Regions from separate parts of the Homo sapiens genome. Here all the other regions are linked to region 2. Evidence: chromatin contacts called from ENCODE Hi-C or POLR2A ChIA-PET data. All regions are on one chromosome and are shown on one strand. The core of a region is the stretch at or near the end of the contact, and the rest is flanking DNA. Distances in the headings are between cores, read along the strand shown.

Region 1 (3,697 bases), core at 657-3,156, 2.3 Mb before region 2:
AGGCACACCACGCCCAGCTAATTTTTGTATTTTTAGTAGAGATGGGGTTTTGCCATGTTGGCCAGTCTGGTCTTGAACTCCTGACCTCGTGATCCGCCCGCCTCGGCCTCCCAAAGTATTGGGATTACAGGCGTCAGCTACTGCTCCTGGCCAAATATTTTGTATTTTTAGTAGGGACGGGGGTTTCACCATGTTAGCCAAGCTGGTCTTGAACTCCTGATCTCCAGTAATCCACTGGCCTCGGCCTCCCAAAGTGTTGGGATTACAGGCGTGAACCAGTGCGCCAAGTTAACTTCCTTTTTTTTTTTTTTTTTTTTTTGAGACCCAGACTCACTCTGTCGCCCAGGCTGAAGTGCAGTGGCGCGATCTCGGCTCACTGCAACCTCCGCCTCCCGGGTTCAAGCGATTCTCCTGTCTCGCTCTCCCGAGTAGCTGGGACTAGAGGCGTGTGCCACCACACCCGGCTGATTTTTTTTTATTTTTAGTAGAGACGGGGTTTCACCATGTTAGCCAGGATGGGCTCAATCTCCTGACCTCGTGATCTGCCCGCCTCTGCCTCCCGAAGTGCTGGGATTACAGGCGTGAGCCACCGCGCCCGGCCCCTTCCCTTTTTTTTTTTTTTTTTGACACAGGGTCTCACTCTGTCGCCCAAGTTGGAGTGCTCACTGCAACCTCCGCCTCCCGGGTTCGGGGTTCGAGCTATCCTCCCGCCTCATACTAGCTAGTATTTGGCATTACAGGCAAGTGCCACCACGCCCTGCTAATTAGTATTTTTAGTAGAGATGGGGTTTCACCATGTTGGGTGGGCTGGTCCTGAACTCCTGACCTCAGGTGATCCGCCCACCGAACTTCCCAAAGTACTGGGATTATAGGCGTGAGCCACGGGCGCCCCGCCCAATTTCCCTTTTTAATGGCATTTGAGCTAGGGTCCAGGTTTCGTAGCTCCCACTACCTGTCCTGCACAACACAGACACTAAATACCTTAGTGCTTATTATGAAGCCCCGTTCTTCAGAAAGGTTTTATAGCACTTTCGTTAAACCTCCTTCCTGTTCAAAATGCAGCGCACTAGAGTATTTTTCCCCAATCCACCGTTAAGCGGCTTCTTCTTAAGCAGGACTGTTTTGGGTCTCTTGGTTGCTACCCCTACTACACCCTACTAATATGTTGCACAAAGCGACGGGGAACCCCTTCTCCCCCAAACGATGTGCGTGGAAACACACAATGTCCTACTCTCTCCATTCCCAGAAACCTAGACTCTCCCCTCAAATACCTTTCCTGGCTCATCTACAGCACTAAGGTCTCAAGGTAGGGGCAAAAGCCCGCCCCAATTGGCAAATGCTCCTCCTCCGCCAAGAACCTCGAATTTCCGCTGTCCCTGGACAGAGCCTCCAACCTTCAGAAAAATGGCGAGGTGGACCCAGGCCCTTGATTCTGAAGTGAGCCCTTTTCCACAGCACAGGCTTTTTACAGGTTTTTGTGGTGGAATGATGACTCAGTGAGCTGATTTACTCCCTCAAGAGTAACCAACGCGCCATTTCAGTTCTCCAGGATCCCGACTCCGTGTCCCTCCGCCTCAGCCTTGCCTCCCACTGTCAACGCAACCGTTTCTCAGAGAAATCGCCGAAGGCGCATGGCAGGGCAGTTGGGCCACTAACGGTTTTCTAACGCGAGAAGACAGAGCGGGAGGAGAGGCGGGAACGCGTAGGGACTAGCAGGGGGCGGAGTGGGGGTGGGGTGGCGGACGAAGGGCGGGGCCGGCGCCAGGAAGGATCGCGAAGGAGCTGGGAGGCCCCGCCCTTTCCGTAGATATCTCTAGAAAGCCGCGCCGGAGCCCAAAAACAAGGACTGCGCACGCGCGGCGGCAAGGCCCGGGCATTTTGCTGCGTCACCAGCCGCCGCCCGGCCTCACCACCCCTCGTTTGCACGCACGCACGTTCATTCTCCGTCCTCGCGCCCCTTTTCCTACACTTTCCTCTTCTCCCCGACCGGAGGAGCCGCTCTTTCCGCGCGGTGCATTCTGGGGCCCGAGGTCGAGCCCGCCGCTGCCGCCGTCGCCTGAGGGAAGCGAGAAGAGGCCGCGACCGGAGAGAAAAAGCGGAGTCGCCACCGGAGAGAAGTCGACTCCCTAGCAGCAGCCGCCGCCAGAGAGGCCCGCCCACCAGTTCGCCCGTCCCCCTGCCCCGTTCACAATGTGAGTGCGACACCCCGCCGAGGGAAGGTCGCCGAGTGAGGCCGAGGCCGCGTTGGGGGCTCCCTGGAAGCGGCCCCCTAGCCTTTCTCGCATCGGTGGTGGCAGTCGTTCCTGCCTGGGGGCGGGAGGTCCAGGATCCTTGTTCCGGTTACCGTTGGCGGGTGGAGGACATTTTTCCTCCAGATGTCTGCTTCCCCCACCCCTGAACCGTTCCTTGGCTTCCCCATGCCGGAAATCCTACTTTTACCCCTTTGGCTGTCTGGGTTACTCGCCTCTTTCGGTAACTTCACCCTAGGCCTTAAGCTCCCGGTAGCTGCTCGCCATGCGGCGCCCTGAAGCGTGAACCTTCGTGGGTCGCCTCTCGGCTGCTTGGGCGCTCCGGTTCTGTTGCTTTGTGGTCCCGGGGCCAGGCCCTGAGTCGAGTGCACCTGTGGTGGGTGCCGCCAGGTGCCTGGCGGAGCTCCTGGGAGAGCCCCACGCGGACCTCGCCGTGAGCTGCAGGTACTGCTAGGCAACTAGAAGGAAGCCATGCCCACGCCGCAACATACTTCCCTCTCCAGTGTCTGGGTTTCTTGAGTGTGGGTACTTCCAGTCCGCCTCCTAACTCCAGTCTCTTGAAAACACGGGAGGTTGCCAAAACTCAGCCGCTTCCCTGGCAGCGAGGAGGAGTTACCATTGAGCAGGTAGTTCCGCACGTGTCGACTTTGGAAAGATACGGACATTTTCTGTGTTTCATGTTCTACTTGAGGTGAGGTTTCACTATCTTGTTACAGTGTAGGATGAAATAGGTATGTAGTAGGCATTTAATTAACCTACAGTCGTCCCAAAGATCTTAAATTTGTGTGGAGGTGAATACAGATTCTATGGCAGTCTTCATTTTACGATGATAAAGGAAAGCCTTGGCGATTTTAACCGGTAAGAATTCTTGGCACTGCCGCGTACAGTGGGAACTGCCGGTTTTACAGGGTTTTTTTTTTTTTTTTTTTTTTTTTGACGGGAGGTTATTTTTCAAGGTACTAACTACGTCCTAAAAGGTATGGAGAACAATTAAGGTGGAACCTTTTTTTTCTTTTGTTTTAGACTCCATTCAGAAGAGAGAAGAGGGGAGTGACTTTATGTCTTTGGAAAAGTAATAAGGATTTGCTTGATTCAAGTCATGATACTGAGGCTGAGTATATTGGCTAGAAATCTAAAGGGATGCGTGAGGCTGAAGCGAGTTTATCACTGGGAACAAGCTTCTAGAGCACAGCATGTTAGAATTTTTGAAGGAGCCCCCTCCCCGAAAGTGATACGTAATCGGGGTTTTAAAAAATTTGAATTAGGCTGGGCGCGGTGGCTCACAACTGTGATCCCAGCACTCTGAGAGGCCGAGGCGGGCGGATCACCTGAGGTCGGGAGTTCGAGACCAGACTGACCAACATGGAGAAACCGCGTCGCTGCAAAAATACAAAAAAAATTAGCCGGGCGTGGTGGCACATGCCTGTAATCCCAGCTACTCGGGAGGC
Region 2 (3,551 bases), core at 881-3,380:
AGGAGCAGGGAATGGACAGGGAGGGGGCCTGTTTGAGTTGGCCAAGGCTAGGGGTGGAGTGGGGAGGAGGACTGGGGCAGGACGCTATGTCCCCTGTCCCCCACCAAGGCTCCTGGGAGGAGCTGAGTCACACACCTCCTTCCCTGCACCCCTCCCCACCCCCACCCCTAATCTCCCAAATCCTGGGAAAATCTAAAGAGTTTGCCTAGACTGAGAAAGGAGAGTGTTTGGTTCACACACGTGTTTTGCTGGGCTAAAAAGCAATCAGGCCTCAGCCCTTCTCCTCCCAAAGGGGGTTCCCAGCCCATGGCTTGAGTAGCTCTCACCTAAAGGTTGCCTTTTTGGCAATGCTGGGCTTAAAGATCCTGACCCAGAGATTCCCTGGGTTCCTCACCTAAGAAAGGGTCAGGACTTGCAGATGTGAGAATGGGATACGGGCCAGCATTGCCCCACAGTCTGGCCAGCCAGCCTCTCCCTTGGGCTGCAGCTGGCTCTGGAGGGGGGCTTTTAAAAAAGCAGATGGGTGATTTGGGACAGGAAGTGGAGTAGCAGAGTGAGGGGGAGAGTCATGGCAGGAAAAAAACATTGACTCTGGGCACTCTTATTCTGAGCCTTTCAGCCCGAAGTGGGGCAGGGGACTGGAGAACAGAAGGGACAGGGTTGACAGGATATTATTGACAGGGTATTATTCTGGAAAGTGAGGAGTCCTGGAGGAAAGAGACTGAAAGGACTTGTAGTCCCCTCCCCCAGACTAAGATAAAGGCTAGAATCCTGAAAAGTGATCTCATCACACAGAGCCTGAGCTTGGGGAAGAGGTGGGCAGGGGGTCACTGCCTTCCCTTTCTAGAGTCCCTTCCTCTACTTCCACAGGGGAATCTGGGAAGAATGGGGTCCTGGCTTTCCGCTCCCATTGTTTTTTTGGTTTTTGGTTTTTGGATTTTTTTTTTTTTTTTTTTTTTGGATACAGTCTTGCTCTGTCACCCAGGCTAGAGTGCAGTGGTGCAATCGCGGCTCATTGCAGTCTCTGCCTCCTGGGTTCAAGTAATTATCCTGCCTCAGCTTCCCGAGTAGCTGGGATTACAGGTGCGGACCACCACATCTGGATAATTTTTGTATTTTTAGTGGAGATGGGTTTTGCCATGTTGGCCAGGCTGGTCTTGAACTCCTGGCCTCAGGTGATCTGCTCACCTCGGCATCCCAAAGTGCTGGGATTACAGGTGTGAGCCACCGTGCCTGGCCAGAGCTCCCAGCGTTTACAGCCATTAGGAGCTGAAGGTTGGGTCCCTTTGCAAGACTTTCCACCACCACCACCACCTCTCACAATTCTCCAGGTTTGTAGGAACCCGGCCAGTTTAATCAAGCAGGTACTGAGGGGCCAGCCACTCGCAGGCTTTTGGTCAACTGTCAGATCCAAGGAAGGGGCTCAGCAGAGGTTTACATACCCTAGGACCAAGAAGGGGGCAAACTGGAGCAGAATCCTCCTGATGAATGACCCCAAACTCCTGGGTTTTCAATACTAGCAAGCTTGGAGGAGGAAGCAGCGGAACTTGAGGAGCCCGTGTAGGTCCTCTAGCAAGCTGACTGCGAACGCTGTCTCTGTACCTCAACTGTTGTGTCCCAAATCCAGCTGGCCAGAACCCAGGCACCCGGCGGCCCCGGAAGGCAAGGGGGAATCCCAGTTGGCCGGACGCCAGAGGAGTCTCCTGTCTCTTTAGACCCCAAAGTCTCCTCCCTAAAGCACTGAGGGAGACCCCACACACATATACAGGCTTCCTCCGCCCACCAGAGGTGATTCCTTTCCTCATTAGGAAATTCTCCGCTCCCTTTTCCGACTCGTTTTCCGAGCGTTTACGTTGTACATCTGGAAAGGAATGGGGAGGAAGGAGGGGGAAGCAGAGAGGAGGGGGAAGAACCCAAACCCGCCCAGTCTAACCCAGTCCAGACAACCGGCTTCCAGCTGGGGCTGGGGAAAGGGGGTTGGAGGGGTGCGCCCCCCCCCCACGCCCCTTAGGGGTGGGGGACGCGGGCTCAGAGTTCCAGGGACCCAGGAATGCCCCCCCGCCAGCCCCCTCGGCAGGCGGGGGGAGGGCTCAGCCGGGAGTTTGGCAAACTCCTCCCCGCGTTGAGTCATTCGCCTCTGGGAGGTTTAGGAAGCGGCTCCGGGTCGGTGGCCCCAGGACAGGGAAGAGCGGGCGCTATGGGGAGCCGGACGCCAGAGTCCCCTCTCCACGCCGTGCAGCTGCGCTGGGGCCCCCGGCGCCGACCCCCGCTGCTGCCGCTGCTGTTGCTGCTGCTGCCGCCGCCACCCAGGGTCGGGGGCTTCAACTTAGACGCGGAGGCCCCAGCAGTACTCTCGGGGCCCCCGGGCTCCTTCTTCGGATTCTCAGTGGAGTTTTACCGGCCGGGAACAGACGGGTGAGTGAGGAGGGCTGGAGACGGGATGGGGGTGGGGGAGCCGCCTGGAGACTGGGGGCGCGGCTGGGGTCTGGAGGGGACCAGGGCTTAAGTTTGAGGGTGGAGTTTGTAAGGAATAGAGCTGCAGTTGGGGGCCCTGGCTAGAGTTGGGGGCCCGCGCTGGAGTAGGGAGGGCACCGTGGCGGGTGAGGAGGGGCCCTGGCGTTTGAGATCAGTGGGGAGACATGTGTCCGGTGGGGAGAGGACACGGAGCTGGAGAAGTCTGGGCAGGGGTCTCCGGGCCAAGGGAGAGGAGAGCGCGTGAATGGAGAGCTGAGGGTCTCTGGCTGAAGTCTGTGGGCTGCTGGGACCTGGGGCGGGTGGGGGCGCAGAGGGGGCGCAGAGGCCGGGAAGGGCTTTTGGGGGCTCCAGGAGACCTCGGGATCCGTAGGGGCCATTGTGCGGCGAGAGAACGGGTAGAAGCCGAATGAGCTACGTGTAGTAGGAGGAAAGTCAAAGACTGAGGGGGTCGGAAGGTTAAATGGGGGCCAGCCTCATCCTCCCCTCCCCCCTCAACTCAGACCGGGGAAAGACCCGAGAGAGGACGGCGGCTCCCTCTCCTTTCTCCTCTGTCTCCTACTCCTCCCTCCGCCCCCAATCTCTGTTCAGGCGAGGGGATCCGAGAACTGGGGGCGAGTGCGGGGACCCTGGCACTGGGGCCCTGGGGCTGGGGGCGAACTCAGCCAAGGGCGGGTGCTGGGATGTGTCGGGAGGGGTGTGTGCGCGCGTGAAGGGGGGTGGGCGGTTTCCCTCTTCCTCTGGCTCTTGGGAGGAAGAGAAAAGCTGGTTTCCTGTAGCTGGTCGGCTGGAGCTGTGCTGAGACCGGGACTTCTGGGGCTGGGGTCGGAAGCTGGGGAGACGGGGGCTCCGTGGGGCCAAGAACGTCAGAATGAAGGACTCAGGACCCTGGAAATCTCAAAGGAGGATCCTTATTCCCAACTCAGCACAGTGATAAGCAGACCCGGACCCCGAGTGCCTAGAAAATGGGGTACTGACAGGCTTGGGAAACAGGAGTTAGAGTGGAAGCAACATTAGAACCAAGGGTGTCTGTTTAAATGTGGGATGGCGGGGAGATTGGGAAGCAAGAGAGGTAGGTG
Region 3 (3,920 bases), core at 170-2,669, 2.7 Mb before region 2:
CTCAGCTTTTCCCAGGGGTTAAGCATTTATTTATTTATTTATTTATTTATTTATTTGAGACGGAGTCTCGCTCTGTCACCCAGGCTGGAGTGCAGTGGCGCTGTCACTGCAACCTCCGCCTCCCGGGTTCAAGCGATTCTCCTGCCTCAGCCTCCTGAGTAGCTGAGATTACAGGCGCCCGCCACCATGCCCGGCTAATTTTTGTATTTTTAGTAGAAACGGGGTTTCACCATGTTGGTCAGGCTGGGCTCGAATTCCTGACCTCGTGATCCACCCGCCTCAGCCTCCCAAAGTGCTGGGATTACAGGCCTGAGCCACCGGGCCCGCCCGGCCTGGTTAAGCATTCTTAACGCACGCTTCCTCTCTCCCCTCAGAACCTCTCCACCCTTCCAGGCTGCCCAGTGCTCCTCAGTGGCCCCTCTCCTAGCAGTGACACTCCCCACTTCCTCGGTCAGCCTTTTCCTTCAGCTCAGGGGCCGTGGCAGGGGGAGGGGCGCAATTGTTCTGCTCCGGGGCCGTTCCGCCCACACACACTCCCACAGTGGTAGCGTCTGTAGGCGAAAACCGCCCAGGGGCTCCCGCCTACTCTCCTCTCCCATATTTTCCACCCGCATCTTCAAGTGGAGTGGGGGAGCGGCTCAAGGCCTCTTGATGAAGGGGCTGCACACTGAAACTCCCCTCCCCGCTCTGTGAATAAAGGGACAGATATGGGAAGGAACGCCTAAGGCCTCCCTGCCTCCCTCGTCACCCCCCCTTTCCCCCGCTGATGCTCCTTTAACTCAAAGGCACCGGGGGCCCGCGCGCTCCGTGCCAACGAGGGACTGAGGCAACTGAGCGTCCCCCCACCTTCCGCACTGATGCCAGCTCGAGCTCCAGGGCATCCCCTGGTGCTTGGAGGCTCCCACATTCTTTGCAGGGGGCTCTTAGGCCAGATGGAGCCCACAGAGTAAACCAGGAATGGAGATTTGGGTACTACTCTTTCATATCCAGCTTCATCAGATGCTTGCCTGCTCCCAGGGCCCCCTAATTCGAAGACGCACCCCCTTTTCCATCAGTCTCCACCCCCCACCCCCGTCCTGCTTCCCCACGTCCTCCCCTCGACCTCCGCCCTCTGGACCCCATTCCCAAGTCCAGCTCCACCCATCTCCACTCCCCGCTGCCTCCCTTTGCCCACTAACTTGAGTCTGGGCTGCAGGGTCCGGCGGGCGCTGTCCCCTCCGCCCGGCGGCTGCTCGGCTGTGGGGGAAGGCGCTCTGTGCATGGACGGCCGGAGATCACCCGGGCTGCCCTTCTCGGTGCCCGGCGCTCGGCGCCTGCTGCGTGCTGCCCTCTTCCCCGCGCACGATGCCGTGTCCACCGCTGTCCAGGCTCTGTCCCTCCCTCCACGTCTTCTCTCTCCGAGCCTCCGCGCCTCTGTCTGTGCCTCTGCCCCCCCACCCTCCCCGGCTGCGCTTGCCGCCTCTCCGCGCCTCCGCCCCCGCAGGACGCACAGGGAGCGAGGCCCGGAGCTGCGCTGGCTGCCGGGCTGGCGGGCGGAGGGCGTGGGCAGAGCCGGGGGCGGGGGTGGGGGCGGGGGCCGGGGAGGCGGGCGCTGGGGCCTCTCGGCCGCGGAGACGCCGCGGCTTAGAGACTGGGAGAGGCGGAGACGGGGGGGGAGGGGGTGTGGAGCAGGAGGCGGGGGCGGGGATTCAGAGCCGGGGCGCCGAATTGGGGACCGAGGTGACCGAGGCCCGGCTGTGCAGGGCGGGCTTGGGGACCCAGCGGGCGGGGCGAGGTCGTTCTGTGCCGCCCACGCCGGATGCACAGCCGGCCCTCTTGGCGCCCACGTACCCACGTGAGCGCCCCGCCGGCGACATTCCTTCTCTCCCCCACCCCTCCGAGCTGAGAGAGGAGTTTCACAACCACGCACAAGTACACAAAGACACAGAAGCGCACGGACGTGCACACGCGCCTAAACAACTACGGGGACGCCCGTTGCCCATACTCAGGCCTTGTGGTGCTGGACGTGTGAATGTTAGCAGTGAGCCGGGAAAAGTTAGCGAAGGCTGGGCTGTGCGGCTTCTCCTGTGCGTGCATCTGACTCCCGTATAGTGTGCACTTAAGGCGGGCCTGAGAGCGTGGGGCTCTGCAGGGATCTCCTAGATATCCCCGCGCCCCTCCTCAGCCCCAATGGAATAATCTGAGGGGGTCGCTCTCAGAAACCCAGGCCTCCATGCTAGCCTGGAAAGTTTGGGAAACAGGAATGGGAGGGTTATGCTGCACGCCACCACTTAGGTGCGCGTGTTGATTAGACGCGTCGGCTTTTGTCAGCGCGTAGGTCAGGCAGGGATTCCTCCACTTGTCCTCTGTTTGCTGAGGATGAGGCCCTGCCTGGGAATTTTGTGTGACAAAGACGATACCCTTCCTGGGGCCGTCTATTAGGGACCTCGCCCGAGAGTCTAGTGGAAGATGAGTAAGAGGTCGGGAGCCTACGACGTGACTTCCTGCGGCGGAGCTGGAAGGAGGAGCGCCTTGAAGGAGCTTAGCCCCCGCCTCTGCAACCCACCACCGTCTCCCCCTTTGGTTTCTCCTAGCCCCATCTGGTTCGCATTGCACTCCCGCCCACGGCTGGGAGGGCTGTTGGGGGAGGCGGGGGCTCTAAGGGCCCGGCCCATAGACTCTAAGCCCCAGGGAAAGGAGGGGGGGTGGGGGCCGGGGAAAGCGAGCGGACTGGCCACAGGTGAGGTTTCCCCTAGTCCGGAATCTCAGCCCCGCCCCGCCTCTCTGTCCGCACTTCTGAGGGGCTGGGGTGGGGCATGGCGGGGCGTGGAGGCCGTGGACCGGGGCTGGTTTTACAATGTGGCCTAGCGAGGAGACCTTTCCGCCTTGTGGGGTCCGGGGAGAAGGAGCGCGTTGTTGGTGGGAGGATTTCAGTTGCTCAGGTCCTCTTCTCCAACCTATTAAGCGCCAAACACAGTGGGGGTGGTGGGAACGAGCAGAGTCCCGTCTCCCAGTCCCCCGCCCCGCAACTGGAGGGTGCGGCTAGACGGGCTCCCCTGGGGACGCTCCCGACCCCGTACGGGGTGTGGGCGACCCCTCCCCCCCCACCTCAGGTTATTTTGGATCCCGGGCTGCCAGCCGCTGGCCCCGGGTTTCCACGTGCCCCCTCCCTCCCCCAGCCCACGCTCCCCGTGACGCACATCCTCCGCCCACGCAGCCTCTGCTCGAGGCGCCCCCCTCCCTCCCACCCCGGCCCCCTTGGGGCGGCGCTGAGCCTTAGGATCTGGAGGGAGACGCCCGCCCAAGGAGGAGGCGGAGTAGGGCGTGAGCAAGTGAGCGGCAACCTACTGGGCGCGGGGCGCCCGGGTCCCGGTCCTGATCCGGGAAAGAGGGGGAGGGAGGAGCCGATTTTGAGCTCTCCGCTCCCGGGTCCTGGGAGAGGGGGTGCTCGGCCAGAGAGGGACGAGGGAAGAGAAATTCCGCAGAAGGGGCCTGCCCACTCCCCTAGGGGAGCCAGCGGGGGTCCGGGTGCGAACCCGTGTGTGAGAGTGAAACTACCGGGTGTTTGTGTCTTTGTGCCCTTGTTTCTCAAGATTGTCGTGAGATTCGGATGAGAGAATGTACGGGAAAACTCTCTAAATTGTAGAATGCTAAGCATATTTAAGACGCTACTGCCAGTTTGTGTCTCTGTACCCGAGATTATGTATTTATATGTTTCTTTATATCCACTTGTATATCTGTGTTCCTCTCTCTCTCTAGGTTTGTGTATGAGCCCCTATTTAAAAAATCATTGACTTGTCAGGGCCCGCCAGAGGCCCAGAGCGCCCCCGCAGCCCGCAGCCAGAGCTGCCGAGATGTCTGTTCTTCCCGCCCACTCCTGCCACCCCCAACTCCCCTCCTACTCCCTTCCGTTGAGAACAAGGAATTTCCAGCCTGTAGCA

The links. Hi-C counts contacts between places; a loop is a spot of excess contacts on that map. ChIA-PET counts read pairs that join two places held with the same protein, here RNA polymerase II (POLR2A). Pooled maps may share reads with other maps.
Region 1: a loop to region 2 is called in a pooled map, with 4 times the contacts of the local background. The contact joins the promoter of PTGES3 here to the promoter of ITGA5 in region 2. A Hi-C loop is called at or near these places in 5 of 50 pooled maps. POLR2A ChIA-PET finds 5 or more read pairs at or near these places in 2 of 52 experiments (CD8-positive, alpha-beta memory T cell and activated CD4-positive, alpha-beta T cell).
Region 3: a map of CD8-positive, alpha-beta T cell shows a loop between it and region 2 (6-fold over the local background). The contact joins the promoter of NAB2 here to the promoter of ITGA5 in region 2. A Hi-C loop is called at or near these places in 1 of 168 maps with a recorded cell type or tissue (CD8-positive, alpha-beta T cell) and 4 of 50 pooled maps. POLR2A ChIA-PET finds 5 or more read pairs at or near these places in 1 of 52 experiments (T-cell).

Annotation. Positions count from the first base shown.
Region 1 is chr12:56,686,493-56,690,189 of GRCh38, reverse strand. PTGES3 (prostaglandin E synthase 3) reads left to right here and starts at 1,906. Exons shown (of 8, transcript NM_006601.7): 1 at 1,906-2,192. The coding sequence starts at 2,191. RefSeq lists enhancers at 1-443, 970-1,019, 1,496-2,021, 2,520-2,639, 2,750-2,799 and a silencer at 1,670-1,859.
Region 2 is chr12:54,417,845-54,421,395 of GRCh38, reverse strand. It overlaps ITGA5 (integrin subunit alpha 5), which reads left to right and starts at 2,130. Exons shown (of 30, transcript NM_002205.5): 1 at 2,130-2,415. The coding sequence starts at 2,198. All of the region lies in intron 2 of GPR84-AS1 (GPR84, ZNF385A, ITGA5 and GTSF1 antisense RNA 1), which reads right to left.
Region 3 is chr12:57,086,613-57,090,532 of GRCh38, reverse strand. NAB2 (NGFI-A binding protein 2) reads right to left here and starts at 1,419. Exons shown (of 7, transcript NM_005967.4): 1 at 1,179-1,419. The coding sequence starts at 1,261. It also overlaps a transcript of NEMP1 not described here. RefSeq lists silencers at 1,208-1,827, 2,828-2,887, 3,068-3,217 and an enhancer at 2,098-2,147.